6 separate regions of the Mus musculus genome follow, and regions 1, 2, 3, 4 and 5 are each linked to region 6. A link is a loop called in an ENCODE intact Hi-C map of the cell type or tissue named here. Cell type or tissue: left cerebral cortex. All regions are shown on one strand. Each heading gives the region's core, and the rest is flanking DNA. Links, peaks and the distances in the headings are about the cores only.

Region 1 (5,181 bases), core at 1,182-5,181, 1.3 Mb after region 6:
GAATAGTATGCCTGTTTTCAAACTTCCAGTAAAAGTAGGCAAAACATTTAATAATGACTTAGCAACAAAAGGCCAGCATCTCAGATTCTGTGTTTTAAAGCTTTGCAAAGAAAAACTATTCGAGGTCTCCTGACTTTTGTATCCAGGCCATTCCATCTCAGCCCCAATCTTGGGCTACATAACAGGCTCCAGAGACCTGGAACCTGGGGTGCTTTTCAATGAGACAGGCAGGAGCTGTGGCATTTGCTTCTCCTCTAACTTATCAACGCATACATTGAAGGCACTCCTGCAAATCTCAGTTGGTTTCAAAGTGGCCTGCCTGTAATCCAATGCTGCATAAAGCTTTAGCATTACAAAAGAATCCTTCAGAATACTCATCAGCACCCTTAGGACAGGTTTACATTAAAAATGCTTTGAGGCTTGTGACCTCCAACAAAACAATTCAGTAACTATAAGTGTCTGTGCTACAGAAGAAGAGGTAGGATGCCCAACAGCGGAAGTCATCCCAGGGCCTGGTCTTTTCCCTGGTAGTGGTTTAACCTGAGAACCTGATTCTCTCTCTCTCTCTCTCTCTCTCTCTCTCTCTCTCTCTCTCTCTACTGCCAAGAGCCCTCTACTCCCACTCCCCTTGCTCTGGAAACAGAAGCAAGAAATGGAAATGGACCTTTACTCATTATCACCAAATGGAGACAATCTTTCCACATAGTATTCTCAGTCCCCCAGATGAGAAACCAGAATGTACAACAGATCCTCTCAACAGCATAAGAAGATGAGAGAGAGAGAGAGAGAGAGAGAGAGAGAGAGAGAGAGAGAGAGAGATTAACACTCTTTAACAGTGACTACTTAGGGAAGTGCCTGAGGGAGGGGGGATCTTGCAGAGCAAAGGCTGGGCTTGGAAGAAAGCCACAGTACAATTGCTTTTCCATCCAGGTTACCCAGAGAGCTCACACCTCTGGGTCCTCCCCTTAGGATCAGGTAAAGCACCTTCAAGTTGAAGGGTAAACTCCCACCTAAGCCCCTTGAGACCACACAACACAACCACAGCTACTTTCCCTGGAAAAAGGGGGGGGAGGGAGTTGGGGGGGAGGGGAGGGTTAAAGCAACAGAGAGACACTGAGAAAGGCTAAGAGTTGAGAGGGCATCTGTATCCAGAAATCCCAAGAAATTAGGAACAAGAGAGTCGAGTGGTGAACTTCCCAAGAGCAGTTGCTGGAGTGAGGCAGGGTCTCTGAAGAACTGAAGGACATGGCCACTACTATGTGGTTAGATCTGCCAGAGGCCAAGGACAACAGAAGCATTGGGTCTGGGGTATTTGGTACAGCTGGGACAGAAACCACCAAACCCCAGTGCGCCCACCTTGCCGGGTTCAAATTGTCCCTCCCCCAACCCTGCTCCCGTTCTCCCGCCGTCTTTGCTGAGTCCAGAGATGCTCCGCCACAGACCCGGGACCCCTTAGGCGCCTCTTCCCGTCCATCTGCCAAATCGCAACGCCTGTACTTTTCCAGCTCCCTCTTTCCCTCTTGAAATTGAAAGTTATTGAGGTCGCTCCGGGTTGTTGCTCCTCCCCGTCCCCGAGCTCCCCCCGCCCCCCGCAGCCATCCCGTCTCCCCCTCCCTCCTCCTCCTTCCCTATGGGGTGCTCCTAGCCCGGCCCAACACTGGAGCGGCTCCTGCTCAGAACGCCAGAAGCAGCTCGGGTCTCTCCAGCGCCCCTTGACCATGGCTGCGGTACCCACGGCGTCCGCTTCCCTGCGCTCCCGGGGTCCCTGCCACAGCCGCAGCCGCTGCAGCCTCTGAGCCCCAGGGGCCACTGCTCGCCTGGATTCCGCCCGCAGCCGCCGCTGCTGTGCAACCGAGGCTAACCTGCGGCCAGCCAGGAGGCTCCTGCAACCTTCGCTCGCGGCGATGACAGCCACCCCAGAGCAGCCGGCTGTGTTCGGACAATTTGAGAATGCAATTGTTGGTTTCCCGGTCCACCCGTCCCGCTTCGCTTGCCATCACAGCACGCCTGTTGGATCTCAGTGGAGAAGTCCCGCTGCTCTGGTTTTTCTACTCTTCGTATAGACTCGCCTAACACCTACATACATATTTTTCTTTAAAAAAAAACATTAAATATAACTAACAGTGAAAAGAAAAAGGAGAGAAAAAAGGGAAACATTACAGGGTTACTATGCACTTGCGACTGATTTCTTGTTTTTTTATCATTTTGAACTTTATGGAATACATTGGCAGCCAAAACGCCTCCCGAGGAAGGCGCCAGCGAAGAAGTAAGTTTGGGGTTTTCTTTTTTTTTGGGGGGGGGAGTGGGAGAGGAGGGGGTATTGTTGTTGTTTGTTTTTGTTGTTGTTGTTTTGGTTTTGCTTTGCGTTATGTCTTTGCTCCCTTCCACCACATTCACCTGTCAGCTGGTTTTGCCTGCCCAGACCCAGCTGCTGGAGGAAACAGTCTTTTCAACCTACACCCTATGCCTCCCACAGGAGATAGCAACTCGGGGCACTGGCTCTTCTACTCCAGTACACAAACCAGTACTGGAGTCGGTGCACCCGGTGCTAGTCTGCCCCCCCCCCCCCCCCCCCCCCCCTGTAAATCAGGATCTGGAAATCTTTCTTTCTTTCCTAGATTCGCTGTAGGGATTTGTGCTTTCCTTTGAGGCTCCGACGGAGGCCTAGAGCCCCAGGCAGTTGGGTCTCCCTGCCTTTGGGTTGTTTGATAATGGCAGGCAAGGAGACTGGGATCATCCCAAATTCCCGCCTGGCTCCGGGAACCTTGGCTGCCCCTCCCCCTAGGTTGTTTTATGGTAGTCTAGTCAATCAACCTGGGGCGGGCCCAAGGGACAGTGAGCAAGCTCCCGCGCTGCAGCTTCCCACGAAGCGCACGAGTGGAGTGGCGCTGAGGCGCCAGGGCTTCCACGACTGTCTGCTGAGTTGCCCCATGTCCCATCCTCTGGGGTTGGAAGTCAGAGGAACTCCAGAGGTTCCGAACTTCAGTCACTTTCACGCCTTGCCTGTCCCCACGTGAATGCTCTGGCCACCTCAGACTCTTTAAAGGGGGTCCCCTGAGACAGGCGCATACTGAGAGTCGGGTTCCCCCAGCACATCTCCTCTCTGCTCTTCAGTCTATTACACAGGAGAGTATTATGTCCTGGCTGTGTGAAACTGTGCCTTTGCTGGAATTAAATGGATGCCTCAGGGCAGCCTCCACCTAAATTGGTGCAAGGCATGCCCGCATCTTTCAGAGATTCGGGAACAGATGTAAGGGTGGTTTCTCTTTTTGTTCCCGGGTGGCCCAGCACGCTGTTGTCAGTGCCCGCAAAGGTTGTCCTTTCGAAGAGCTAAGGACAACCCTGACTCTACCGAGGGCTCTTGGCCCCCCTGGGGTAGTTACTAAGGAAAACTAACAGAAAAAAACCAGTAAAGCAATTGCTTTGGTAGCTTGGATCTGGGGGGTTGTTCAGCCCATGACCTTGTCTGGTTCCCAGATGAGATCTCTTTCCCAAGTGTCCAGCCCACAAAACCCTTGAGGCAGGGATGTTGGTAGCTCTTAGGACACAGGACCACTTGTGTGGGGTGGAAATTTAGCAATCTCCTCTCTCCACTGTTTGTCTCTGTCCTGGCCCAGGACGTGAGGGTCCCCTGAAAGCTCCCTTTGTACCTCTAGCCCAAGCCAGACAAAGTTTGATTCACCTGAAAATTGCCTTTAAAAATCGTGGCTGGGCGGGAATACCAGAAGCTTGGAGTCCGAGTTGGCCCTATTGCCTCTAGGATCGCTTCTCAGCGCAGGAGAGCCTAAACTAAACATGTCAGGGCATCCGATTTATTATTCTTGGCCTCTGAGTGGTTTGTATTCTTTGGAACCCTCCCACCCACTCTATCGCTCAGGCCCTGCTGCTGCGGTATACTGAAGCGGCAGCCTGGGGGGCCACATCGCCACTCCTGGCCAGCTTGGTCCGCTGGGCACTGAGTTTCGGGGCCAGTGAGGAAAGCGAAGCTAGGAAGAACACGGCTGTTTGCCCCGCATAGCTCATGCCAATAGGCTTATCCCAGTCTACTCCATTCTGTAGTGTCCCGGACCCCGGAGCTACACACTTGCCGGGGTGGGGCAGGGTCCTGTGTCTCAGCATCACTGGTACCTGAGTTTTTGGTTGGGTGCGGGGGCTTCTGTTTCTGAAAGAAATAAAAGAAAGCAAAGAAAGTTTGTTATGCGTTCGTTCCCATCTCTACACCCCAAAGGACCAGAGTGGGGAAACTCAGAATGCGCACATCTGGGCTGGAACTAGGGCGATGATTTGTGAAGTCTAAAAGAGACTGCTTTTCTCTCTTCCTGTATCATCTCAAAGCCAAGTCAAAGGCGCCCTCTCGTTGTGTTGCGGGGTTAAGAAACAAAATAAATGGAATTGAGCTGGAATTTCAGTGATTCTATGGTAATGGGTCTGGAAAAGAGGTCTCTCCTGCTGCACTCTTGGTGCGGCTGCTCTTGAGTCGGCTTTTGCGGCTCGGTTGCTCCTGCAATCTTGGGAGAGGGGCGACCCCTTGCGTCCTCCGAGAAGACAGAAGAAAGATTTGGCAGGCGCAGCATAGCTTTTTGCAGTAAGGATCCTTGTTAAATGTCCAGAAACTTGAAATTAATGCAGCAGGTTTATAAAATCACCTGGACCGTGTTTTTAAAAACTACCTGAATAAAAATCTCCTTAATAGTAACTGGGACTATTTTTATAATGAATAATAAGGCAGTAGTCAAATTATTTTAAAACTGGCCAGACATTTCTCTTTTTCCACCATAAGGAAACTTAAGAGAGCAATTGGGAGTATCACGTTTGCTTTGTAGTAATAGCGTCATTTTCTTAAAGGTTTAGAAACATCACTAATGAGAGAGGTAGAAAATTAAGGTTAAAAATAAAAGACTCCTAAAGTCTTTTTTTCTTTTTAATGTGGTCTCTTAAATATCTTAGTACCAAAGGTCCTTACTAGCAAAGATTGTCATTTACGGTGTTAAACATGTTCAGATATAAAGCGTCATGTGAATATTCTTGTGTTTCTCTACAATAATCAATATTCTATTGATCTTCACAAACCAATGATCCTAATTATTACAGTCTACGATTTTCTCTATAAAATATGCAATGCTTTAAAACAGAAGTCTTATACTTTTTAAAATGTCTCTGTAGTTATGGTGCATAAACACA
Region 2 (5,234 bases), core at 605-4,604, 83 kb after region 6:
ATTATACAGCAGGCACTTTGCCCACTGAGCCAGGTTTATTTCTTTTCCTTAGTGGCTATACATAGGTCCATAAAAGTACTAAGAGTTGTGATTGTAATATTTGGAGGAGACAAGGCCTAGTGTGTGTCAGCTAGAAACAACCACTAAACACAAAACCCCTCATTTAGAATAAGTCCACAATGTTTTAGAGTTTCTTAGACTAGCCATTGCTGCAAACGAACAGGAAATAATGGCTTACACAACTAGCTGTACCCATCTCATACCGACTGTTCTGTCATATGCAGGTCTGAGTATAGTTCAAAGAGCGTGCCAAGAGAGGATATTAAGAATCAGAAATTTGGTTTGATATTGCTAGGCAAAGAGAGAAAAAGATATAGTAGTGCTCAGAGAACATCCTGCAGCTAAAGTCATGAGATGAAGTAGTGCAAAATAGTAGGCAGATCTGGTGACCCTGAACTTGCTGTAGACCCTGAATAATCTTGCTCCAGATTGTGGTGGACTTGCAGAGAAACATATCGTTTACCATGTTTACGATAACTTCTTAATGGGCCTAATGCTACATGTATGATGGTGCGTGTCTGCTTTAATAGGTTCTGAAATCACCTATGATACAAGCGTCCAGGGCACATCTGCAAGGCATTATTTAGCCTCTGGGCATGTTTTCCAAGGATTCTATTGATTAGGTTAACTGAGGTGGAAAGATCCATCTTAAAAACTGGCAGTTCCATTCCTTGAACACAAATATCCACTCCTCTCTTCTTCCTGGCTGAGGAGGCAACATGACCAGCTGCTTCAGGCTCCCACAACCTTGACTTCCCATCAGAATGGTCTTTACATTAAACTGTGACTGTACTTAACCCCTTCCTTCCTTAAGATGCTTTGGTGACGTGTATTATCACAGCAGTGAGAAAGTCAGAGGAACAGTTCTTGTCAAGGTCATGCTACACTACAGTGTGGTGGGACAGTGCTTGTCAAGGTCATGCTACACTGCACTGAGGTGGGACATTGCTTGTCAAGGACATGCTATACTACAAGAGGTGGGACAGTGCTTGTCAAGGTCATGCTACACTACACTGAGGTGGGACAGTGCCTGCCAAGGTCACGCTACACTGCACTGAGGTAGCAGCGAGGACTGCTTCATATGCATTGATCTAACAGACAGATGAGGAATCTGCTCTCAGCCATGACCATGGGGCTGCTAGTACTGAAGAGGGCAAGTGACCTATGGATAAGTTGGGGGCCATTAATGTCAAGTCATCAATACAATGTGTTTGTAAACACTGTGCATTCCACCCTAGTGAATGAGGCTCTCAAGTAATTAATAAGCTTACAATTAAAATCTAAAACATCAGTATACTCCACGACTTCTGAGAAGAAGAGAATTAAGAAAGTTGTATTGAGTCCTATTTTGATTGACTTCTTGCTTTGTTTGTTTCTACTGCAGGGGAATCTGTTGAAAGTGTGTTGTTGAGTTTAAAATGGCATCCCTGTCTTTATCCTGCTTACTCACTCTTACCTCACAAAATACGTTCAGTTACCTTCTGTTCTGACACTTCCTTCCTGTCTCTGTCCAGGCCAAGCCAGTTCTCAACCATTTTCATGGATGATCAGTGCAGTGCAGGATGACCTTCACAAGCACTGTCCCATCTCAGTGCAGTGCAGGATGACCTTGACAAGCACTGGCCCACTTCAGTGCAGTGCAGGATGACCTTGACAAGCATTGTCCCATCTCAGTGCAGTGTAACCATTCTCTGGTTGCAGATGATTTAGACCCTATAGTGTCTCCACCTTGACAGGTGCTCTTTGTGTGTGTGTCTGCATATATGATGGACATATCTGTGTTCATTTGTGTGAGTGGAGACCAATCTTGGGTGCTATTCATCACCATCTACCTTGTATTTTGTACAGGGTCTCTCACGGACCTATAACTCATCTGGTAGGCTAGCCTCTAAGCCTCAAAGTTCTACCTAGCTCTGCCTCCTGGTGCTGAGATTATAAAAATGGGCCATTCTTCCAGATTTGTATATGTATGTGTGGAGGAGTGGGTAGATTTTGAGAAACTCACTCTGTAGATCAGGCTGGCCTCAAATTCAGAGATCCATTTGCCTTTGACTCCTAAGTGCTGGGATTAAAGGCATGTGCCTCAACCTCCAGGCCAGACATTTTCTTAGTTTACATAATAGAGATTGGCACTCAGGTCTTTTAGCACTTCACTCAGTTACCTCCCTATCCTGACAGATGTGTTTTAAATGTGCATTCTGTAGAAGATCAAACATATAGATGAATGAATACTCTTGTAATATTTGGCTCCATTTCCGGATAAGTCTACAGGATATTGGTAAACAGTGAAGTCATTTAGTTGAAATTGCTGTGTGGTTTTCCTTGTTAATAGTAAGAGATGCCATTATATCAACCCTCAAGAATGACAGTAATGGCCATTGGTTTGGATATTTGGGGAATTTCATCAGGAGACTCCAGTGCTGGGATCAAACCTCTGGGTGGGGCTTCATTTGCTCTAACCACATTTGACCATAGTTCCATAGTTGACAAATGCCCACTCAGCCCACTCAGATTTGATTAGCCTCGTAGAGTCTGTTGCCTTTCAGAGTCCCATCCCAGGATGTAGTTCTATACCACTAGGGGGAGCATCAGACCTTGAGCTAAGAGTCATTCCTGTTAGAGAACACTGCCTCTTTCGGTGTTGCTCCTAAGTGGCCAGATAGTGAGGGGACTTGACAGTGGGTGGATCTTGTCTGCTAAGGATTTAGATTTGCCTGGTAAAACTCAAAGAAAGTTGGGGGAAGTGCCATTATTTCCCAGACGAATCTGAATTGATGAAGGCAGGCTGTACTGATCAGAGACAAGCCCTTAGGGAAATGAAGTGCTGAGGAGAGATTCTGCTCACAGGTAGAACAGTATATGCTAATTAGTATCGTGCATGAGGAAGAAAAAGAGCAGTCAGTACATGACAAATTTGAACTCAGGAATGAGGAAGGATTTTGTGTTTAGAGATGAGATTTTGAAAGTCTAAGTCATTTTTCTCAAGGGGCCTAGAGATGCCTGTTTATTGCTTTTTTACAGATGTGAGGTGAAATCTATATGTAAAAGATGCGATCCCAGGAACAGAGGTCAAAATGAGCTAGTGGTGCTAAGAGAGAACATGAACTTAGCAGTGCATAATGGAAAAAGGTATAGGTGAGAGTTGACCTATCTGGGTACAGAAAGTATAAAGCAGTCTGCCTACCTGTCTGTCTGTCTGTCTGTCTATCTGCCTGCCTGCCTGCCTGTCTGTTTTAATCTTAAGACAGGGTCTCACTCTGTAGCTCTGGCTATACTGGGATACAATATGTAGAGCAAGCTGGCCTCACACTCACCTTCCTCTGCCTCCTTGTGCCATGATGCCCTGCAGGATTGTTTCCTTTATTTGTTGAATTTTATGCATTAAAGAACTATTTCAAATATTAGCATACAGGGAAAAGCAGAACTTAATAGCATGACAAAGCAAAAGCAAAGGCCTTGTAAAAAGAATATTTATTATGCAAGTACAGAGTTTGTTGAAAGCAGTTACTTCCAATTGTTGCCCATTCTGCATATACAATGTAATTTCCCAGAACTAAAGAAGGATATTTTGACAAAATGTTTTTATTTTTTCAAATAGATTTATCTGTGACTCCTTGCAGCCTTGAGCAATACGTCATTGCTATCTCCTTATACAGTGATAACATGCAAAAGAATATTATGGAGAGACTGAGTCACTAGAATTGCCTCATTATAACAACATGGTCCTGATTCTGTAAATGTTCTGTTCTGTTTTTGAGAAGAGATTAGGAAAGGAAGTAATCATATTAAGACAGTTTGTATCATATAATTTGAGATCTAGTACCTAGCACAGCACCAAGTAGGTAAATATCAGAATGTTTCTAGAACAAGTGAATTCAACCTTTCTGTGCTTGCATTAATATTTGCTAATATGTAGGACTGCTTTCACTTACTCTGTTTATATGGTATAAACTCTTAAGAAGTTTTGTAGGGGATGGAGAGATGACTTAGAGGCTAAGAACATTTGCTGAGCTTACAGGGGACCCAGGTTCAGTTCCCAGTACCTTCAAGGAACTTCATGACTATCTATAACTCTAGTTCTAGAGGATCCAATACCCTTTTTTGGCCTCTTCAGATACTGTATGCATGTGGTACACAGACATGCATGCAGCCCAAACATTCACATATAAAATAAAAATGAATAATTTTTTAACAAGAAATTGTTTGATAATTCTGTGTCTTACTGTGCTTTTAAAATTAGCTATTATTAAGTTTTTAGAAAAATTATTTAAAGACAGAGTCTCACTGTGTGGCTCTGACTGGCCTGGAACTCACTGTGTAGAACAAGCTGACCTTGAACTCAAGAGAGATAATCCTGCCTTTGCTTCTCTGCCGCTGTCACGTCAGGTTAAGGATGTGTGTGACCATGCCAAGCCAAGTTTTATACAATTCATCAGAACACTTCTAAACCTCCCAAAAGATGATTAATTTATTGCAGCATCAAACTCTAGTAAGTTGGCTATAAAATACTTTTACTTTAAAAGAACACTTCATTCATTAGTCTTTAATGTTAAAATAGTGCACATCTTCCCCTCTAAATCACACAGGTAGAATGGGAATATGAAAAAGCCATAGATTTCAATGTCAGACCATTCTTCACTTGAAACATATCTATGGAAGTACAAGGGTAAGAAGAGATGGATTTTATGTCAGGAAAATAAGGCAATTTTGAATAAGGTAAATTATTAAAATAACATAATGTGTTAATTAATACAAGCATTAATGCCAGAAATCCTGGAGAGCAATTTAGAAATGTTAAGATTTTGGTTTTTTTCAAGACAGGGTCAGTTTGTGTAGCCTTGACTGTCCTAGAACTCACTCTATAGACCAGGCTGTTCTTGAAGTCATAGAGATCCACCTGCCTCTACCTCCTTATTGCTACGACTAAATGCATGCACTACCATCTCCCACCTACTTTAAAGAATATTATTTGGGAAGCCATTATAATGAAGATGAAGGACTCATATGAAGGAGCTTGGCATTTTATGATTGTCAAAACCAAAGATTTGCTTAAAGAGATCATTTGTCATGAATGTAGCTCATCTTCTTCTCAGGCTCCTCCCCTTCTTCCTTCCCAGGCCCCTCCCCTTTCCCTCACCGCCTTTCCTGTCCTCCATCCTTAGATGCTTCCTTTC
Region 3 (5,234 bases), core at 703-4,702, 180 kb after region 6:
AAAAAAGAGAAGTTATAGGATGCTTGCAAGTAGTGATGAGCCACTGAGAGAACAAAACTAAAGATGCCCAGCACAACGAGAGAATTTCTGAAGTGATATTCTTGAGTGGGCAGGGAAGGACAAGATCTAGCATGTAAATAGGAAATTAACTTTCATGTGATCACAGACTGTGTTTGAAAATAGTCAGGAAGCCAAAGGTATGTGTCATCTGTTTTGGAGGGAGTTTGAGCTCTTCTAATTGCTTTAGTTCTCGCTGTCATTGCTCCTGTCAGTTACAGGAAGTGGCATGTCCTTCCCTCATAAAGTTATATACTCTCCTAACCTTTCCCCTCCCATCAGTGCTCCTACATCAGGAGTGTCACATACATTTTTCTGTATATGACATTTGTTTACCTATAACCTCACAATTCTGAATGCAGTTATAAAATGAATCTCTCCCAGTTTTGCTGTGAAAAATAGCACTTCAGAATTATTTGATTTTTAATAAGTCTGAATATATTTCCATAGATTTATTGACTATACTTTTTACTAATTATGTTCATCTTGGTTGCTTAGGTTTGTATGTGTGTGTGTGTGTGTTATATTTTAAATTTTATTAATATTTGGCATTTCGAGACAAAGTCATGCAACACAGGCTAGCCTTGAACTCATTATGTAGCCCAGGTTGGTCTTAAATTCAGTGTTCCTCTTGCCTTAGTCTGCCTCTTTTCTCTTTCCCACTTCCCTCTCTCTCCCTCCCCTTCCTTTCATCTCTAGCTCAGTTTAATCTCTAATTCAAAATCCTCCTTGCTTAGCCTAAAGAAGCCAGGAAAATCCACATTCACACCATACCTAGCTACTTCACCGAAATATTTACAGCAGATTTTCAATTTGATCTAATTGTTTCCTAAAATACTGTCCTATGCTAGAATTAATTTTATTTCTCATGCAAAATATATTTACCCAAATTTTCTTTCATTGATGGTTTTGGCATTTATAGAAACCTAAAAAAAAAAAAAAAGCTTTACTTTAAATCAGTAGGTAATTTATTTCATGGACTCTATTTTGAGCACATGGAAAACACTTAGCATCTCTCTGAGATAAGAAACCCAAGGAAACTCTAGACAAAGGTTTGGATGTTATTTGGACTGGGACTTTCATCTTTGGCAGTTTGCCAGGGAACAGTTCTACTTAGAAGACTACTATTAATTGACATTTGAAGCTATAATTAGAGAAAAACAAATTATTCATTTGCAGTCCAATGAGAAAGGTGAACCTACAAAAAAGTAAAGTTTAGATTATCAAGAAAATGTATATTTCCGAACTGTAAAATCTACCATCTAGTCATTCAAGCAATTAGTGTTTTGCTACTGTGTGCCAGATGCTCCCCTGAATGTTACAGCAAAGAAGGCCACATGCCACATGTAGGCAATTTGCATTCTAATGGCAGGAGGCACAGGGTGCATTTACAAAGTATCTGTCAGACAAGGGCTGCAAACTGCATACCACCAGGAAATAATATAGCAGTGTCTGAGCAGATGAATGAAGTTCTCTACACTAGACTGGAAACTAGAGCAGCAGAAGATAGAGGAAGAGAACCTGAGGCACAGGACTGTTCGCTGTGAAGAATGGAAGTCTCTCGTAGATGGGCTCAGATGACAAGTATTCTTGGCAACAGTCACTTTCCTCAACCACCCCGGCCTCTCACCTTGCGTTTATTACTGTACCTCAGTCTCTGATATCCTTTGGGTACTGCCTCTTTTTTTTTCTAAAGTTTTATCTTTGGTCTATTCATACTTGCTGCTTCCAATTGCTTTCTTGCCTTTCTTTCTTAAAGCATCTGGAATCTGGCTTAGAGAAAGCTCCACCCTAAACTTTTTTTTTTCTCTCCCAACTTTTATCTTATAGTTGATCAAGCTCTCCAGCTTAAAACACTGTTTCAGCCTCAGGACTCAGTTGATACTCTCCCCGTTTCTCATTATTTATTTACTTATCTTTGTTTACTTACTTTTGCACTTAACCTTTTCTCATTTCTATGATCTCATAAAGCTTCAATAGCCCAAGCTTAGTCTTTGGAAAGGTTTTTTCTTGGTGATCTCTTCTAATTTGGTGGATGTAAGTCCTGTACTTTGAAGATTCTAAAACTTCTATCTCTAGCTTGGACTTCTCTTTTGAAACTCAAATATCCAGTTATTTATCATGTCACTTAAATGTCAGATTGGCATGGCAGATTGTGTTATTTTTTTTTAAGGTTACCTTTTCAGTGCTGTAATTATATTTATTCTGATGAGGTCAGGTTCAGTTATGCAATTTACATGTGGATGCAACTGGCATAATGAATTTCTGAGAAGCGTCTTAGTCCATCTCATTTGCAATAACAACAATCAAGGCTAAGTTTTTTTTTTTTTTTTTTTTTTTTTTTTTTTTTTTAATAAGCAAAGAGATACCATTTAGTTCAAATATCTGGAAGTGCCAGAGCATGACAGTAAACATCCAGGAGGGTGTTAGTACATGCCTATATTCCCAGTACCCAGAAGGCTAAGGTAGAAAAGTTGTCCTGGCTCACATGCATTTGAGACTAACTTGACCTGCACAAGTTCCAGGCCATCAAGAGCTATATAGCTAGATCTTGAAAAACAAGGAAGGAAGGAAGGGGAGGAGAGGGAGAGGAGAGGGAGAGGAAACACTCAGGTGTCCAGGTAGGGAAGGAAACCCAAAAAGAAATGAAAATGAAAATCAGGTTTAGGAGCTGGCTGTAGAGATGGCTCAGAGGTTAAGAACACCTGCAGTTCTTCCAGAGGTCCTGAGTTTAATTCAATTATATGGTGTCTCATAGCCATCTATACTGTGATATGATGCCCTCTTCTGGCATATAGGCATACATGCAGGCAGAGTACTCTATACATAGTAAAGAAACCCTAAATAAATTTTAAAAAAGAAAGAAAGAAAGAAAGAAAGAAAGAAAGAAAGGAAAGGAAAGAAGGAAAGTAAGGAAGAAAGGAAGGAAGAGAGGAAGAAACAAAGGAAGGAAGGAAGAAAGGAAGGAAGGAAGGAAGGAAGGGAGGAAGGAAGGAAGTAAGAAAGGAAGGAAGAAAGGAAGAAACAAAGGAAGAAACAAAGGAAGGAAGAAAGGAAGGAAGAAAGGAAGGAAGGAAGGAAGGAAGGAAGGAAGAAGGAAGAAAGGAAGGAAGGAAGAAAGAAGGAAGAAGAAAGAAAGGAAGGAAGAAAGAAAAGGAAGGAAGAAACAAACAAAGAAATGAAGGAAGGAAGAATGGAAGAAAGAAACAAAGAAATGAAAGAAGGAAGGAAGAAAGGAAGAAAGGAAGGAAGAAAGGAAGGAAGGAAGAAAAACAGGTTTAGATTGACTTAGTTTATCTGGATCAGATATCAGGTAGTCTAGTGCAGGTGGTTCATTGTCAGAATATTAAAACAGTAGAAATTGGGAAAGGTTTCCAGGTAAGAATCATTCCAATTCCAGGTACTCAATAAAGCTTAAAGTATGACTACATAGAAACGTCTTTACAAAGTACATGTGACCATGAAGGTGGGTTCTATAGCTGAATGGCCTAGAATCTAATGTGGTCTCTGAGATAGCATAGAGGTTAGCAGGTCATAAAGCACAGGTGACATCTCCCCTAAGGATAGGGTTTATTGGGTTTGTTTCATCATTACAGTTCATCGTCTAAGGAAGTCAAAACAAGAACCCGAACAAGAACCTGGAGCAGAGGCCATGGAGAAGTGCTGCTTACTGGCTTGCTCCACATGGCGTGTTCAGCCTTTCTTATAGAAACTTGGACCACCTCCCTGCAGTGGGCTGTGCCCTTTCACATCAGTTACTAATGTTAAAATATGACCTACAGGCCTGCCTACAGATCTTATAGAGGGATTTTCTCAACTGAGGCTCCATTCCTTGGTGGGCTGCAGTCAAGTCACAAAGTCACACCATGCATCTGATTTAAGGCATGAGTTTGGGGGGTGGGGGGTGGAGATTGAAAGTCTTGAACTGGGGACATGAGAGAGAGAGATAGACAGACAGAAAGAATGAATAAGACAGAGGTGTAAGGGGAGGTGCCGATACTAAGGTCTATTTCCCTAATTGGTTGTTGATTTGTTAATAAAGAAGACCAGGAGCCATTTGCTGGGTGAAAGGTACAAGTGGGACTTCCGAGTCCCAAGAAGAAAGGCATATGAGGGAAGAGAGGGGCTTTTCAGCTATGCCTTGGAGGAAAAGGGACACTGAAATCATGTAAGGCCTTGGGACAGCTGGTCCCTGCTATGGGAGGGTAGCCAAGGATGTGGAGGAGAGATGGGGATAATTAATTGATGAGGGCATGCCTTTTTAGGCAGGAGATTCTGTGTGTGACCAGAAACTGTCACAAAAGGCAAGCTGAAAAGTGACAAACTGTATTTTTTATGCTCAGATGCAATGGTGGGGCTGGTAATGCAACCCATCCTGGGACAAGGGTCATGGGAGTGGGCTGGTGGTGCAGTCTACTCCCTGAGCAAGGAGGGTAGAGAGTGAGAGATGCCAAGTCAGTGCTGGCAGCCTGGCAGAAGCCAGAAGGAACAAAGGGAGCCAGGAGGGGTCAGAGCCCCATCGCAGCTCCTGGGCAAAGGCAGTATTGTGTTTCTAAAACTACCGGCAACACAGAGGGAATGAGAGAGGGGGAGAGAGAGGTGTGGCCAGGGCTTTATATGTGCCATACCTAGTGGAAGTGGGTGATGGCATAAACTACTGTGGCTGAATCACTTAAAGGCAGGTTGACAAAGCAACTAATTTACAATACCCTCTTCTCCAATGATTCTAGGCTGTGTTAAAATGACATAAAACTAGACAGCACATATACCGTTCCTTTATATAAATACCAGAAACAGCTGGCCTGCTATGTATGCAAACAAGACCAAGACATTTATTTATTTATTTCAAGACAGAGTCTAACTATGCAGCTCTGGCTGCCCTGGAACTCACTTTGTAGACCAGGCTGGCCTCAAACTCACACAGACCCATCTGTCTCTACCTCCCAAGTGTTGGGAATAAAGGCATGTACCACTAAGCCTGTAGGGTATTTTTAAAATTAGTGATTGATGTGGGAGAGTGCAGCCCACTGCAGGAAGGTGATCTATAAGTTTCTATAAGAAAGCAGGCTGAGCAAGCCATGTGGAGCAAGCCAGTAAGCAGCACTTCTCCATGGCCTCTGCATCAGCTCCTGTCTCCAGGTTCCTGTTGGGTTCTTGTCCTGACTTCCTTAGATAAT
Region 4 (5,234 bases), core at 616-4,615, 200 kb after region 6:
TATCCTGATCCAAAGGCAGAAAGAGACACTGTCTGTTCTGGGCTTTTGAAAGCTCAAAGCCCACTCTTAGTGACACACTTCCTCCACTCTTCTTCATTAAGGCCACCCCTAGTTTTCCTAATCGTTTTCACACAGTTCCACTCCCTGGTGACTAAGTACTCGGACATATGAGTCTGTGGGTGTCATTCTTGTTCATGATGATACTGTTAAGATATGGTCAGGGGCTGGTGAGATGGCTCAGTGGGTAAGAGCACCCGACTGCTCTTCCGAAGGTCCAGAGTTCAAATCCCAGCAACCACATGGTGGCTCACAACCATCCGTAACGAGATCTGACTCCCTCTTCTGGAGTGTCTGAAGACAGCTACAGTGTACTTACATATAATAAATAAATCTTTAAAAAAAAAAAAAAAAGATATGGTCAGTTATAAAGTCCAGCAATAACTGCATATCTGTGTTAGTTTTCTAGTCAAGTTTCATAAATGCAAATGAAGAGAAATCCTAAACTAGGTGTTGTGCATAGGCCTATAATTTCAACTCTCAGGAGGGGGAGGGGTGAAGAGCTTGACAGTTTTAGGTCAGTCTGGAATATATGAAAACTAGTTTAAACAAAAATTAACTTAATATTTTACTGAATTTTCATTTATGTAGTCGTTTGTAAAAGTGTTCTTACATTTTTGAGTATTATTCTAACAACTAAAATAACTTACCTTTTAATTATCAGAATGATTTTTATTTTGACGGGGGGGGGGGGGGGGGAGGAGGGCGGGGTTCAAGGAGAGGGGCTCGATAGTGTTAAGGATTTGGCTCTTGTGATTATAGTAGTACTTCCTTCAGAGTCAGAACCCAGAAAGGCAGATAGATCCAACAGAAAGTCCTTGTAGCTGGTTTGTAGGTACTACACTAGAGAGTGGGAATGCTGGGAAGTCAACGTCTATCCATCTCCTTGGCCCATCTCACTGCTGGGTAAAGCTTTTCAGGTGTATCCTGTTAGGGTAGGAGTGCCCATAGCCAGGTGAGTGAGTCCTCATCGATTCTCTAGAAGGAAACCCAATAAACTCATTGCTCATTGGAGTGAACTTTGGTGATAATGTGCCTTGTTTTGTTCTTGGGATTTTGGTAGACATGGTTGCTGTTGCTTACATTGTCCTCAGTGAAAGGATTTTTAACAACACTAACAAAGGCAAATCTCTCTTTAAAAAAAAAAAGCAGAAATTCTCATTTAAAACAACAAAAAACATTTCCCAATGCTATTTATTGGTCCCATGCAATAGAGTATACGTTGAAGTTTGAATATTGTAACACCTAGTACTTATAGCTATTATCTGTAGGATGCAATACTCCAGTTCTTAAAAGAATATTGAAGCTCACAGATGTTACAAAATTCGCTGAGAGCATAGGGATAATAAATGGAACTGAGGTTTGGGTAACAAGGGTCACCACTGTCTGTGTGCTGGCTGTCTTGATCACTACCAATAAGCATCAACTATATTTCTGGCACAGGATACTTGTATATGCTGTGCATTACCAAGGTGGAACACAAAACCCAAAAATACAGGCCTCAGCAGTACAAAGGGTTCAGTACTTTGAGCAGAAATGATACTTGTCGAGCTTATGTATAGGTAGCCATGTCTCTTGCAAACTGTTATGGTATTAGGCCCATCTGAGTAATTAGGGTAACTTTCACCAATGTTTTTAATCTACCACTGGCTGTGGATTTACTGTGTGCCTGGAACAACATAGCATAATTACGGAGTGCAAGTCTGAGGAAGGCTTTTGTTTGTTTGTTTGTTTCCATACAGAGCAACCCGAGATGGGTCCTTGACAGCTCTTGAAAAATTTTTGCAAAATCACTAAAAGTACACTCAGTGTTCAAGCAGGTGAGGCTGAATCTCGAACGATTAAGAGTCTACACTTAACAGTGAAGTTTTGGTCCAGTTTTGAGCTGAAGAACAGAGGGAGGAGTCAGAAGAACACTCCAAGTGGAGTATCCCTGGGGAACTGCGCGGGATCACTGCAGCCTGCCTCTTAAAACAATGCATCTCACAAGGGGAGCGTGCTAGGGTAGCCACAGACGGTGGGAACACCAGGATCTCACTCTTGCCCTTAGCGCCCCTTCCTAGAAAGTGCCACCCGCCAGTGTTCCTTGTCGTGCTTCCGTTTCCGGCTCCGGGATGAGGCTCGGCGGAAACTTGGCTCTAGGGAGGAGGAGGAGGGGGCGGGCCCGTGGAGGCCGCGCAGGCGCACGGTAGTAGCTGCAATGGCGCTGCCGGGCTCCTTGAATCGCTATCTCTTGCTCATGGCACAGGAGCATCTGGAGTTCCGCTTACCGGTGAGCCGTCCTGGGTGCTGGGCGCAGAGGCTCGCACTCCTCACGCGCCGGCTGGGGGGGGGGGGGGTCTCTGCGGGCAGCGGCGCGCGCCTGGATTGGGGCGGGGATGAGGCCGCTGGGCGGACCATGTCCCCGGCAGCCTTTCTCCAGGACGGAGCCTTGCCATTCACCCCTCTGCACGTGCTCCTGGCGCCGCAGTTAAGCAGGTGAACCTGACCCGACGCAGAATGGAGACATCCATGGGGGCTCTCGGTGGAGTGTGAGGAGTGTCGATATAGGTTCAGGCATGATGGAAGGCTTGGGGTGGAACTTAATAAAGTTGGGGAGGGGGAAGCTTTTTTATTTACTCAAGTGACATTTTCTACAGCGCCTGAAGTCGCGTGCACCGAACGGCAAGGATGCGCTGACTGACAGCTCTGCCCTTAAAGAGCGTAATGTTTACTTAGGCTCAGGACTAGCGGACGCGAGAGCATAGCCATAACTTTGTGAAGTGCAATGATGGAGGGTTCTTAGTGGGAACCTTTAAAGTATGGGGGCCTTTTAAAAAGGGAATCTTTGTCCATTGATGAATGAAGGATGTTGCCTTTCAAGGTGGGGGTGACATATGAGCTACAGTATTAGTTACCGGGGCCAAGGAAATAAGTCCATTAGAAGTATAAACTGTTGTTCGTTGCTCGTCACCAGCTACGTAGCAGAGTGGTAAAGAGAGAGAAGTAGGCTGATGGACCAGAGAAAACAGACTTGAGGACACTATAGCTTGGAAGAGGAATTAAACAGTTTAAAAGTAAAGAGGCAGAATTAGATTGTTTTTTAATAGAAAGTAAAATGAAGGAAGGACTCGAGAGCAATAAGACTGGAGTTAATAAGAATCTGTTGGAATATTAAATGATTAAGAAACTAATCTAGTGTCAGCAGTAAGAGAACAGGATAGAGTGGCAATGTAGGAGGTGAGAACAAATCTAGATTGTGATAAGCATTTCATTTTTCTGCGTAAGAAAACCTGGAAAGGATGAGATTTCTTCAACTTCATGTTTAAAGAGTGGTGAGACACTGGAACTGGAGAGTTGGCTCACTGGTTACGAACACTGCTCTTCCAGAGGACCTGAATTTGGCGCCCAGCAGCTGTGTCAGGATACTGCCTACAGCCATTGGTAACCCCAGCTCCAGGGGTGCCTACACTTCTGGCCTCCGTTGGCACAAGGCCTCCCTTACTTTTGTGAGTGTACCCACAGGTTTTAAAAAAAAAGTGCTAGGCCAAGTACAGATGCTTGGAAGCTTGGACATTAAAGGAAAACTGGCAGGAGACATGCAACATGTCAGACATAAGGACAGAGGTTTCCTCCTCCTTACGGGGATGAGTAGGAGTGAGTGTATGTGTTTTGTGGCTAAGATGGAGGTTCTGTCCCCACCTCTTACACATCTTTTCATTCTGGGATATCCATGCAATTTATTTTCACCATTCACCCCCAATTCTTGCTAAAACCAAACACCTTCTAGTACAAGAAACAACTTGATGCATACATACCCAAAGAGAACTAGAGGTGGCATTTGTTGCTCACATCTCCCATTGTTTGTGATTTGGAGTAGGAAGTGATGGTATCACTCCCTCCTGATGGCCATGGTCATGGTGTAAAGACCTTCTGGAAGGGAGGGAAGGAGAGTGTTGGCAACCAGCATCGGGGACACTTATCTTCTTAGTTACTTCCTCATAGGGCCAATGTGGAGGGATAGAGTTCACTTGCTATATCTTATTTAAGCAATTGGTCAGTGTGACAAAGCAAGGTATTTTTACAGTCAATCTGTGTTTATCAGAACAAAGAGGTTGCCTGAAGGATGTATGCATTTGATCAAATTTCCTCATGACATGCATGTTACATTTAAAATGTTCACTCTGGGCAGGTATAGTGGTACACTCCGGTAATCCCAGCGTTTGTGAAGTGGAGGCAGGTGAATCGAGAAGTCAAGGCAGCCTTGGTTATATGACAATCTTAAAAACAAACAAAACTGGTGTTAACTCTTTCTAGTTTTATTACTACACTGAAAGGTTAGCCATGTCCTTACACGTTTCAAACTCACAATTATGCTCCCTAGCTAATTATTTCTTTTTCAAACATCTTCAAATCATGTTTAATAATTCATTCTATTTTTTTATTGTTGACTATTTTATTTACTAATCTGTAGCATCTGTAAAAAAAAATTCTTTACTTCCCTAAATCAGGACAGAACAGTTTCTGATGAAATCCTTTTGTAGCTCATGTATAAAATCTCTCAGGTCTATGACCTAATAACCATGGTTAGGACTATAAAAATCTCAGAAGTCTATGTTACAATTGCCTGATGCTGACAATTGCAATATGCCTCAAGTAGATATCCCCTTCCCCTTTCTTTCTATCATTAGACCTGCTTTTCTCTGCAGACTCAGTTTAAAGGATTGAAAATGCACATTAGTCACTTGTCAGAAGTAACCTGACAGAGCAGAGCTTTGTTTTGCCTCATGACTTTGGAGAGTGCAGTTGGAGGTGTAGCAGAGTGGCATGGTCTGAGGCTGGGTTGTGAGGAAGCGGCGTGTCCACACACTAAGAAACATGGAGTGGGTCGGAATCGTGGGAATAATTCTCAAAGCCTGCCTCTTAGTGGTGGACTTAGCCACGGCCTCCTAAATACTCTCCAGTGTTCAAAGTAATACTTCAAGCTAAGCACTGACCTGAAAAACATGAGCCCTTGGGGGACATTTCTGCCTCAGACCGTAACAAACATATATTTTCTCTATGTTTTTCAATACAGGAAATAAAGTCTTTACTATCGGTGTTTGGAGGGCAGTTCACTAACAGTCAGGAAACTTATGGAAAGGTAAGGTGATTTTATTTATTTATTTATTTATTTTTAAAGGGAATAGGAGGTGGTT
Region 5 (5,234 bases), core at 521-4,520, 140 kb after region 6:
CACTGTTCTCTTGCTGCAGATTCTGCTCATGTCCCCAGCCATCCAACCCCTCTGGTCATTGGTCCCATATCCCAGTAACCTGCTAAAATCAAACTCTAGAGGCTTGTAATTTATAAGTCAGACTTATATCAGTAAATTCTCACCCCACCAAACGCCCACACAATAAACTTAGAGCCAAATGATATTGATATAAATTGCCCACCTAGATAAGATAAATTGTCCTGTAATAAAACATCCCTTGTAAGATATTCTTAGCTACCTGTGGCTATTTAAAGCCGCACAGAATCTGGATCATCTTTTTCTTCATCCATCTTCCTTCCGTCCCCTCTGTGTTCTCTCTCCCATCCCTAAAAACCTCTGCCCACCTTCCTTTTCCACTTCCCAATCACAGGTTTCTTGTTGAATTAATATTCAAGTTAATTGGGGGACAATTCTGCTACACCAGTTTCTTCAAATTAGATTGTTTTGTAATTACAAGAGCTTTTTAAAACCATGTGGTCCTCTCTGTTGTTCCATCCCTTACTATCATGGTTATAAATGAAACAAACCAATAAACCAAAAAAAAAAAAAAAAACAAACTAGTATTTGGGACTGGTCCATTCAGGGTGGATACTGCAGGCTGTGGGAACTATAGCTCCCAACTTCAGCTGAACACTGAGCAATTTTTTTCTTGATTATAACCAGAGAGATGCTTCTGAAATGTGTTTCCTAATATAAGAAATCAGAGAAGCCAGAAGCCAAGGACATGCCCGTACCACAAGAGATAGGTCTTCCCAAGGATAAAACTGTGTTGTTTCTAGTAACTTCTTGTTGGTTTAGTGGTTGGAGGGGTTTTATTAAAACTGTTATATAATGTATCTTGTACTTTAGCAAGAGTCTTTGGGCTTTGCTTTTGTTCTTAAGGAAAGCCTCAAGTCAACCTTTTTCCCCTGACAGTATGTATCCAATAAGTGAAAGTCCCCTGAAGAGGAAACATTTGGTGTACTATTTCACTGGGGATTTTTCATATTCTGCCCTATCTCTTGATCTTTCTTTCAGATTGAGGCAGTTTCAGTAGTGATTGTTCCTTGTGGGCTTTTGTATTGTTTTGGGGGTTCCTATTTTCTGAGTTTGGAAGCCACTCACAAAGGTAACCTTGACGGTGGGGAATTTCCTCCTCAGTAAAACAGTTTGCCAAGCGGGCAAAAGGTTGTTGCAGGTACTCCAGGCGCTCTTGCTGCCTGCCAGGAAGGAACATGGGCTCAATTGTTCACTTGCATCACGAACTTGTTTTCCAGGGTGGATCACTTGTACACCTTCTTTGTTCAGTGGTCTCCTGATGTCTATGGGAAAGATGCCAAGGAGCAAGGCTTTGTGGTGGTGGAGAAGGAAGAGCTGAACATGATCGACAATTTCTTCAGTGAGCCGACCACCAAGAGCTGGGAGGTAAACACCTAGACTGTTAAAGAGAAGAGGCTGTCCTGGACCCTGAAATGCCAAAGCAGCGGAAACGGCCTTGTGTTCACATTCCAAAAATTATTAATAGCTGATACTATTCTTTTATTTTTCTAATGTATTTAGGATACATTTTGAATCTTTGTCTCCTGTGCCATATAAGAGTGACTAGCTTGATTTGACTGGCAGTTACAGCTTGCTGACCCTGAGTTCCCTTTCAAATTAGACCATGATATATCAAGTATCTCTTTGCTTGGGGACCCTAGTGGTATAAAGATGGATAAGAAATATCTCTGTGTCTAATAAGCTTATAGGACTGAGACAGGAGATGAATCTGTCACACCTTCCTGCCTCTAAGCCTGTTCTATATTTTCATGGATGTCTCTGGAATCTGGTCCCTTGACTCTGTCTTACTCTGTTCCTATCTTGAATCCCTTGAAGCAGTTTTATTCTCCTAGGTAGATGGTGAATGCATTCAAAGACATCCCACTACCAGTTATCAGGGTAAGTTGCTTAGAGCTTCTTCCATCCTTTATACCCATCTGGACCATTGTATTCCTGAAGAGTGTATCCTCATATTAGCTCTGATCCTAGGCAGTCAAGCATTGCTATAGGAAACCTAACAACTGAAGCCAGTCATGGTGGCACATACCTGTTCTCTTGCTATTCCATGGGCAAAGACAGAAGGATCTTTTGAATCCAAGAGTTTGAGATCAACCTAAGCAGTATAGGCTAGGCCTCATCTCAAAGGACAAAACGAAGCAAATACCACAAAACAAGCAGAACGGTACCAAGATAAAGGGGTAGTTTCCGAATTCATCCGGCTCCTCAGTCATAACTAGAAATCTTTCCTTGTTGGAACCTCTCACGGGTCACTTTATGCTCCCTAGCCCATTTCAGCATCCATGCATCCTAGCATTGGGCCTCCCTCCAGTTTATGACAAAGACAGAATTACACAAATTTATTTTCTGATCCTCCCTCTCCTGCATTTTTAAATGATCAATTATTACAATCTTAGTTTCTGTCTCAGAGAGAAGAGACTCTTTTCATCTCTCAGGCTGCCTTCTGGCTTATCAGCCATGGCTATCTTTTGTGTGTTTAAATGCTTTCTCCTTCCTGTGTGGTTCCTTATCTTTCACAAGCATATGATATTTTGTTGCCTTTTTAGGAGAAAAGGGGAAGAAACATCTCATCTCCTTTATTCGTGTGTGTGTGTGTGTGTGTGTGTGTGTGTGTGTGTGTGTGTGTGTGTATGTACTTTATTCTACAGTTAGCACGCACCTTCCCCTCTCCCATTTAGGGGTCTTTCCTTGGTTTGAAAGTAGCCAAAGAGGCTAGGGTGGCGGTCTAACTCTCCAGGTTCTCCTGGCTCCGACTCTTGTGCACCACCATCCATAGCTTTTGTACTCCTATGGCGTCTGGGAATTTGACTCACTCAGATCCTCATGCCTATAAGGCAAGCATTTTACACAAGGCAAGCCATATACTCACTGAGCTATCCCCAGCTTCCTTCCCTTCGTCTTCACTTTTCCTGCTGCTCTGCTCTCTGTTGCCACCTACCTTTTGGATAAAAACTGCATCATGTCATTATATTCAGCTTCTCAATTGCCCTATTCCCTGCAGTGTACATTGCACCAAAGCCCCCATATACCCCATACTTACCACCTATTTTTAGTTAACTATTCATGTTCCTCTTTCCTACAAGATGCTATGATAGAGCTCACAGATGCCTCATAGGCCCAGCAGACTCTAAGAAACATGAGGATATCCCATCTTGACTTTACTTCTGGTAAATAATATCAAAGGGGATGCTCTATCAGGAAAACGTAATTTTCTTAGTGAGGCTATAGTCTTTCACCCAATACAGAGCTCTGGAAAGAAAATTTAGGCCCATGATGGTTACTTAACCTTTTCCTGACTAGACCTGAATATCTTGAGCCAAAGGCACCATTTTGTTGAAAACATTTTCTTCCCTTTCTCCATTCATTTGGGATTCAGATTTCATCTATTGTCAGCTGGAGGTGGAGAAGGAGCCACACTGCACACCCAAAGACAAGGGGTGAAGGAGGTGTGAAGAATGATATAGGTCCCCTCAAGGGTCTAGCGGCAGAAGAGTTTGGCCAGTTAACCCCAAAGCCATTGAGGAAAGTGAAAGAGTGAAAACTCTTTGGAAGACTGTATCTTGACCTTGGTTGAAGGAGGAGAGGAGAGGCTTCTTTGGGACTTCTTTGCCTGACCCATTTCACGGGTCAGTGAACAGGGTCTGCAAGAGAGAGAGTGGGGACTGATGGGCAAGAGACTCGAAGAATGGAGACAACACAGCCTATCAGCTTGAGGTTGGAGGCTCGTTTATTGAAAAGTAACTATAGGTATATATGCACTCGCTGGGGAGTGCAGCTGGAGACACTTAACCATAGGTCCAGGATGTAGAGGAGAAAAACAAGATGTTATCAGAGTGTGTTCAGCTGTGGTGGGCTTCTTGCAAAAACATCATGCTAGGAAAGCAAGTCTCTCGTCAGGGTGGAAAAGTACCACCTGTAAGTAAATAGCCCGGGATGGCTGCAGAGATGATAGCCACTTTCTGCTAAGAGCCAGCTTCCAACATTTGCCCATACCAAAGCTGTTGATCTGGGGAAAGAAAGGACAGCTGGCGTAAGTTAGTGGGTAGCTCCTTTATGTCTGTCTGTCCATAAGGGAAACAGTGCCCAGCTGAGGAGAAGGCTCCATGTTCCCTCATTCGGAACAAGTAATGCTCAGAAGCGTTATGATAGGCACCCCTGTGCCTCAGCTTCATGCTGTGAAGGAGAATTGTCAACCTCCTTAGGAGTTAATGGGTTGTAATCTTCAGGAGACCCAGAATAACTCATTATCTTTCAACATTTTTGTTTCTGCTCATTTTTTTTTTTTATATCTTAGTGGTATCTAAGCCACAAATCCAGGTATAATACCAGACCCTTCTCTTTCTTTATCTCTGACCAGAATCCCATTGACTTAAATGTTGAAGGGCCTTGCACCCCTCTCCCGTGCCAGAACCTCCTTATTCCACCAGGATATCTGCACCTCACTTGGACTCCAGTCTCAACCCACTCCACCTATCAACCCACCCTCACCTGTACTCAAGGCCTTCAAACACAACTATGTCTCCATTTCATAAGAAAAATGCATGTCAGAAAAAAACTTAGCAAGTAGAGTGCAGACATTAAAAAATAAATATCTAACCATACTTGTGCCTTTCATACATGTCTTTGGACTTTATTTTCTATTTTGTTTGGGCACATGGGGTCCCTTTTTTACTCTACACAAAGATTCTGTTCTATGTAGTTGGCATATGGCTTTTCCCACCTGACATAATCTTAGAATTGTTACAAGTTTTTGAAACCTTAGTTTTTAGTGTTTTCTTTTGTTTGTCTGTTTGCTTGTTTGCTTGCTTGTTTTAATAGGTCTATACTCAGTCTATAAGTTAGGCTAGCCTCAAACTTCCTGCTACAGGCTCCCAAGTGCTGTAATTATAGATATAAACCATCATCCTCCAACTAGTTGCTAGTATTTTTATACCTGTTAAAATTTATTTAACAGTTTCCCACTTGAGTTATTATATTGGTTTAATGATTTCTCAAAAATGAGGTCTTCCACTCCACCTATCAACCTTAATTATTTAGAGAAGTTCCTGGATGTGGAATTATGAGGGACAAGGACAGTAGATTTCTGTGATTCCTAAGTTTTATGTCAGCAACTGAACTTGCCATGAGTGTGAGAGATTTCCCACTGGGTCTTGCCAGCAAAAAGAATTATCAGTATT
Region 6 (5,234 bases), core at 468-4,467:
CTTTCCTACCCATTGAAATCTGGCAAGCATTCCAGAAGAATTCCCTGTAATAAGGAAATGTTGGGTCCTGTGTTGTCCAAAAGGCAATCACAAGCTTTATTTGTCTTTTTAGAACTTATATGTATAACTAACAGACTGGAAGTCGTAACAATTGTATTTCATTAAGTTTGAATGAACACATTTGACTGATGGGTACTATTCTGGATAAGAGGGATGTAGACGATGCTAATTCCGATTTCTGTGTGAAGACAAGACTCAGATGAATCAGTCAATACTCAGAAGAATCAGTCAATACTCAGTCACAAAAAAGAATGACCAAAGAATCTTTAAATTAGAAGCACCCCCAATCCCAACCATTTGAGTACAACTCCCCATTCTATTCAGACTTTCACTTTAGTGACAAACTATCCTTAGCATGTGATCCATCATGTACTTCCAGGGGAGATAATGAAGACAGTGTCATTGTTTGGCATTGCATTGGAAAACTTGGGGAACACTCTATCAGCAAGTCACCACTTTGAACACATACTCAGTTATACTTTTGCCTAAGAGAAAAGAAATCAAGGCCTATTTTATTTCTCGTCAGAACCTTGGGTTCATAGGCACAAAAGGGTGCTGACCGAGTTAAAGGGTGGGAACAGTACCTGCAGCAGAGCCTGCACTCAAGGTTGATACCAAAAGGGGTGTAAAGAACACAGAAAGAAGTGTCTCCTACTCAAAGCATAAACATGCAAACCCGATGTCAGAATTTACAGATGGTCAGTGCAAAACCAGGAAGTGATTCCATATTTGCATGACCATGTAACATCATCTGCTGCTGAAATCTCAGAGTCATGGCTGCTAAGGGCTTTGCTCCACCCTCCAGAGAGACTGGCAGTACCAAGAAGCAGCAGCAACCTGGGGAAGCCTCTATGTACTGTGTGTGTTGATGGCTTAGGACACACCTGTCACACACACACTTTTTTCTTCCTGTATTTAAGAGTGATCTTCACGATCAGATCCTCCGAGTCATCTTGCAGTTATAGCCACTGGACTGTAAAGGGAACAGCGTCCAATACAGGTTGGAAGCTCACAGAAACAGGGCCCTGGGCTCATACAAAAAAAAAAAGAAAAAACAAAAAAACCTTCCCACTCAGCTGCTCTCCAGCCCCAGCCAAGAGCCAGCTGAACTGCCCGTTGCTACATCGCATTGCCTTGGCTATAAGGTTTACAATTGGGCAGCTTATAGGATGTTGTACCGGGGACAGAAGAAGACAGTGGGCCTCTTTGCCAAAGGCAATGCTGGAAATGACAGAGGATGAATTTATGGTTGCCCCTAGTCCTAGAGCTGGAAGGTGAAGTAAAAGGACTTTAAGGCTCCAGCAAGGGCTCTAACTCCACATGTGCCCATAAGCGCTAACTTCCCTCCAAGATCCAGACAGGAGCCAGCTAAAAGGGATAAGATTAGGGGCCAGGTAAGCAGACCGTACTCGGTTCACTGACTGCCTGACCATCACAGCGTCACAAATGGCCGGGGCCTGCGGAGGCCGCGCGCGCAGCTCTCCGGGGCGGAGCCGCTGGGCCCAGGGTTCGGGGGCCCGAGCCACCTCGAGGCTGTCCAGCCTGCGGCTCCGAGGTCGCACGGGGCAGGCAAGATGTCGCAGCTGCAGCCCGCATCGCTAAGGCGGTCGGCTGAGCTCCCGGGTCCCAGCCGCAGCAGACGAGTGCAGCGCGCGCCCCGGGTCGGGCGGAGCTAGAGGCGGGCGCCGGGCTGGCGTCGCGCCACCGCAGCTCCCCGCCTTCCGCCCAGCTCGCGCCCGGCGCCCTGACCGTGGGTGCTGCTGCAGGTACCTGGGCGAGGCCTCGAGCACCCCGGCGGCGGCTGCTCGGGCCAGATCGGCACTCCGGAGCCCTTCAGGAGCGCACCCCGCAGCGCCTGACGCCTCCCTTAGCTCCTCCTCGGCGGGCGATCCCCTCCCCGGCCCTCCCCCTCCTCCCACCCCGGAGGATGCGCTTCCCAGCGCCCAGCGGCAGAGGCCACGGCTCCCAGAAATGCGTGCTCCCGAACCACTTCGCCCAGACCCGCGGAGCCCGCGCCCCCGCCCAGTAGGTAGGTCGCCGAGGCGGGGCCAGGCCTTGAAGGCTACCGGCTGCTGATGCTGCGGCCAGGAAGAACCGGAGCCTCCCTCCTGGGCTGCCGAGGTGTACTAATGGCGCTGGGCGCAGCCCCCGGGGGACCCGAAACGCTCTGCTTGGAACGTTCGAGGCCGAGCCGGGGCGCAGGGCCACTGGACCCTCCTCGCTAACAATCAGGGGACCCTCGGTTGGGGGCTGGGAGAGCTTGGAAGGATAGGTTGGCGCGGAGCTTCTTTGAAAGGAGACCGTTGCCTTTTTCTCGAGCTCAAGTAGATTGTGTCATTGCATTTTTAAAAAACAGGATCAGCAAATGCGTTCTTCCTGTTCTTTTTGCTAAAATGTAGACGACCACGGTTGTTGTTTTAGAGGTATTTAGGGGTGGTTATGAATTTTTGTGTAATTTACAGCTAGCCGAGTGGTATATAAAGTCAGTGGTGCAAACACTTTAACATTTTGGGTGTCAGTTTAAGGAAAGTCTTTCTAGAAATCAGATTACCTAGGTAGGTGATGGATGAGGCTGGCGTGTTCTCGTAGGATAAAGCTGACTGGAGCCAATGGGTTTGAGAGCTGCAAGTTTGATACAGGTGTCGGGAGTTGAGACTCTGAAAGATGCGCCAGCAGAGGCAGTCTTGTCTCCGGCCTCGCCTTCAACTCTGAGCTGACCCTTGCTTTTCTGAGAATCTGGTTGAGTCTTTTTTTCCTGTTCTTGAAATAAAAGTAATACATTAGGGCTTTTAATAAAATTGTTTCCTCTCAGGCTGCCGTTTTGGATTTTACGTTAAGCAATAAGGTTTAGAATTTTGAAAAAATTGTTATTGTAAGCTCCAATTTTATAAGCACTATTTCAGATTAAAGATTTTGGCTAACTGAATCAATATAAATACTAAGAGGACAGAATCACCATCATTACCAGGTCCTCTTCCCCCTGCTACTCCTCGACCACCCCCCCCTTCTCTTCCCATTCTCTAATTCCCCAATGTTGAATGCCTTATAGCTGTTTGTTGGTTATTTGTTGAATGAATGAAATTGTATTTCAAGATACACATTGTATATAACCCAACCATTTAAAATTATAGTATAAGATTGTTGTTGTTGTTGCTAGTGCAATTAACTGTATTTTAAATAATTGCTTCTTTCTATAAACAGGCTAACTTGGTTATTTTTCATTGACATTTCCGGCGTCAACAGCAAGGCTCTGTTAAGGTTCCCTTCGTGTCCACTTTCCAGTGTTATAGCAATTAATACCATTTCAATTTTACTTTAAAAAAACAATTTAGAAGGCAGAATTTATGTTTAAAGAAATCTATTAAGTTATTTCAGAAGGAGCAGTGATCTGGTTAATAAGTAACAGGTAACTTGTTTTAAAGTTGAGCTGTGGTTTATTTTTAATATATATATATATATATTGTTAAAGCTAAAGAGGGAAACAAAACATTTAAAAGCGTCTGTGGTTCCAAAGTAAACTCATATATATATCATATAGATAGAGATTTATTTATTTATTTATTTATTTATTTATTTATTTATTTTTGATGCTAGGAGCCAGATCCAAGATTAGACTCGAGGCTTCTGATGTATTGGGCTAATCCTATTTGAGCAACATCTTCAACCTTAGAAATGGCATTTTAGCTATTTTCTCTATAAATTGAGGTTTTTAGATGATCCTGTGTCTTTTCTGCTTGAAAATGTTTAGGAGAAAAAGACAAACAAAACAAAAACAAAAAATCCGTTTCTGTTTGCCTTCCATTTACACTGTGAGGGTTTGGGCTTTGGCATTTGTTTTTCTGTCACATAATGTAGTGAGTCATCATTAACTTCTTTAAAAAGAAAAAAAAAAGGTTTGTTTATTTTTTATCTATGTGAGTACACTGTTGCTCTTAAAACATGCCAGAAGAGGGCATCAGATCCTATTCCAGATGGTTGTAAGCCACCATGTAGTTGCTGGGAATTGAACTCAGGACCTCTGGAAGAGCAGTCAGCATCTCTCCAACCCCCATCATTAACTTCTCTCCTTAGCACATGTATCAGGGAACTCATTTTCTTTCCTTCTCCCACCCTAATTTCCATGCATCATCTTCCTTACTATCCAGAATATTACCCACAATCCTATTTTCACACAGTGGTAAATCATATAGAGTACTATTTCTTCTCTAATCTAGTTGGATTGTTTCAGATAGGTGAAGAAAAACTTTTAGATAAAAGGTAGGAAGACCAGAGGATATTGTGGGAAGAGAAGGTGTGATTAAACCAATTTGTATGAATAATGTATGAAAATAAAGCAGGCTGCCATGCCCAATAAAGATAGGGGCAATTTTAGAATCTTTCTTATAATCAAGGGTATTGAGTAATTCATTTGTGTTGTTTGTTCTGGAAAACCTGCTATTTTCTAAGAGAGCCTGTAGTTCTGATATGCCTTTTACTTCTTTTAAAATGATGTTTTTATATGTGTGTGGGTGTCTTGCCTGCAGATGAGTCTGTGCACCATGTGCATGCAGTGTATATAAAGGGCAGAAGAGGGCGTATCTCCTGGGACCAGAGTTCTAAACTGTGGTGAGCCACTATGTAGAGGTTTGGGATTAAGCCCAGGTTCTTTGCCAGAGTTCTTGACAGCTGAGCTATCATTCCCCACCCCAACCCCTGACTCCTACAGACATCTTACTTTTAACTTCTGGACAGTTACTTGTTTGTTTAATACCTAGAACTTGAGAACTTTCACGATGTGCTTTGACTGTGTGCTCTGAAATTAGTCAACCAAATGAGAGCTTTTGTTGTTGCTGTTGTTGTTATAGAAGGATGCAGCTTCTAATTTATTTATTTATTTTTAAAAATCTCCAGTGTCCTGAATGGAAGTGTAGCATCTTTAGGGTGTGGTGACTCATATGTTGAGGCTTGCCTCAAGAGCCAGCTGCAACACTGCCTCCACATGCACCACAACAATGCAATTCTAAGCTTCTGTTCTGCATCTAGTCTTTCTGTATCTTCCTCCTGGTATCTGTCATTTTAGGAATCTGTCTGTCCTTTGTTAAATGTGTGTTTTCTAACTCTCAGCACCTAATATTCTTTTTTAAATTAAACAGAATCCTCTCAATTCACACATACTCTAGAATCAAGATTATTAG

Evidence for each region. Peaks named below come from ENCODE experiments on the same cell type or tissue, not always from the same donor. Only the 100,000 strongest peaks of a DNase experiment are listed, where the experiment ranks them.
Region 1: it touches region 6 in a loop (6-fold over the local background); 5 of 42 quality-filtered maps call a loop at or near these places.
Region 2: a loop joins it to region 6, with 2.5 times the contacts of the local background. A loop is called at or near these places in 14 of 42 quality-filtered maps.
Region 3: it touches region 6 in a loop (5-fold over the local background); 36 of 42 quality-filtered maps call a loop at or near these places.
Region 4: a loop joins it to region 6, with 3 times the contacts of the local background. A loop is called at or near these places in 22 of 42 quality-filtered maps.
Region 5: a loop joins it to region 6, with 4 times the contacts of the local background. A loop is called at or near these places in 8 of 42 quality-filtered maps.

The regions. Positions count from the first base shown.
Region 1 is chr10:29,532,317-29,537,497 of GRCm38, reverse strand. It overlaps Rspo3 (R-spondin 3), which reads left to right and starts at 1,631. Exons shown (of 5, transcript NM_028351.3): 1 at 1,631-2,266. The coding sequence starts at 2,170. In left cerebral cortex, for the core only: a CTCF peak has its summit at 4,528; DNase peaks (open chromatin) are centred at 3,128, 3,540, 3,864, 4,507 and 2 more places; H3K4me3 peaks cover 3,761 bases; H3K27ac peaks cover 1,343 bases.
Region 2 is chr10:30,716,555-30,721,788 of GRCm38, reverse strand. All of the region lies in intron 3 of Ncoa7 (nuclear receptor coactivator 7), which reads left to right. Among named protein-coding and RNA genes, the nearest start is that of Ncoa7, 84 kb to the left of the region's middle. In left cerebral cortex, for the core only: a CTCF peak has its summit at 2,643 (motif pointing right); a DNase peak (open chromatin) is centred at 2,648.
Region 3 is chr10:30,620,712-30,625,945 of GRCm38, reverse strand. It overlaps a transcript of Hint3 not described here. Among named protein-coding and RNA genes, the nearest start is that of Hint3, 5.0 kb to the right of the region's middle. In left cerebral cortex, for the core only: a CTCF peak has its summit at 2,842 (motif pointing left); a DNase peak (open chromatin) is centred at 2,790.
Region 4 is chr10:30,597,685-30,602,918 of GRCm38, reverse strand. It overlaps Trmt11 (tRNA methyltransferase 11), which reads left to right and starts at 2,219. Exons shown (of 13, transcript NM_028604.3): 1 at 2,219-2,329; 2 at 5,114-5,179. The coding sequence starts at 2,258. In left cerebral cortex, for the core only: no CTCF peak of the experiment used is centred there; DNase peaks (open chromatin) are centred at 1,567 and 2,198; H3K4me3 peaks cover 1,533 bases; H3K27ac peaks cover 1,000 bases.
Region 5 is chr10:30,658,485-30,663,718 of GRCm38, reverse strand. It overlaps Ncoa7 (nuclear receptor coactivator 7), which reads left to right. Exons shown (of 16, transcript NM_172495.6): 11 at 1,278-1,425. Among named protein-coding and RNA genes, the nearest start is that of Hint3, 43 kb to the right of the region's middle. In left cerebral cortex, for the core only: a CTCF peak has its summit at 2,996; a DNase peak (open chromatin) is centred at 2,982.
Region 6 is chr10:30,799,684-30,804,917 of GRCm38, reverse strand. It overlaps Ncoa7 (nuclear receptor coactivator 7), which reads left to right and starts at 1,592. Exons shown (of 16, transcript NM_172495.6): 1 at 1,592-2,089. In left cerebral cortex, for the core only: CTCF peaks have their summits at 2,743 and 3,981 (motif pointing right); DNase peaks (open chromatin) are centred at 1,545, 1,728, 2,041, 2,649 and 1 more place; H3K4me3 peaks cover 2,897 bases; H3K27ac peaks cover 2,364 bases.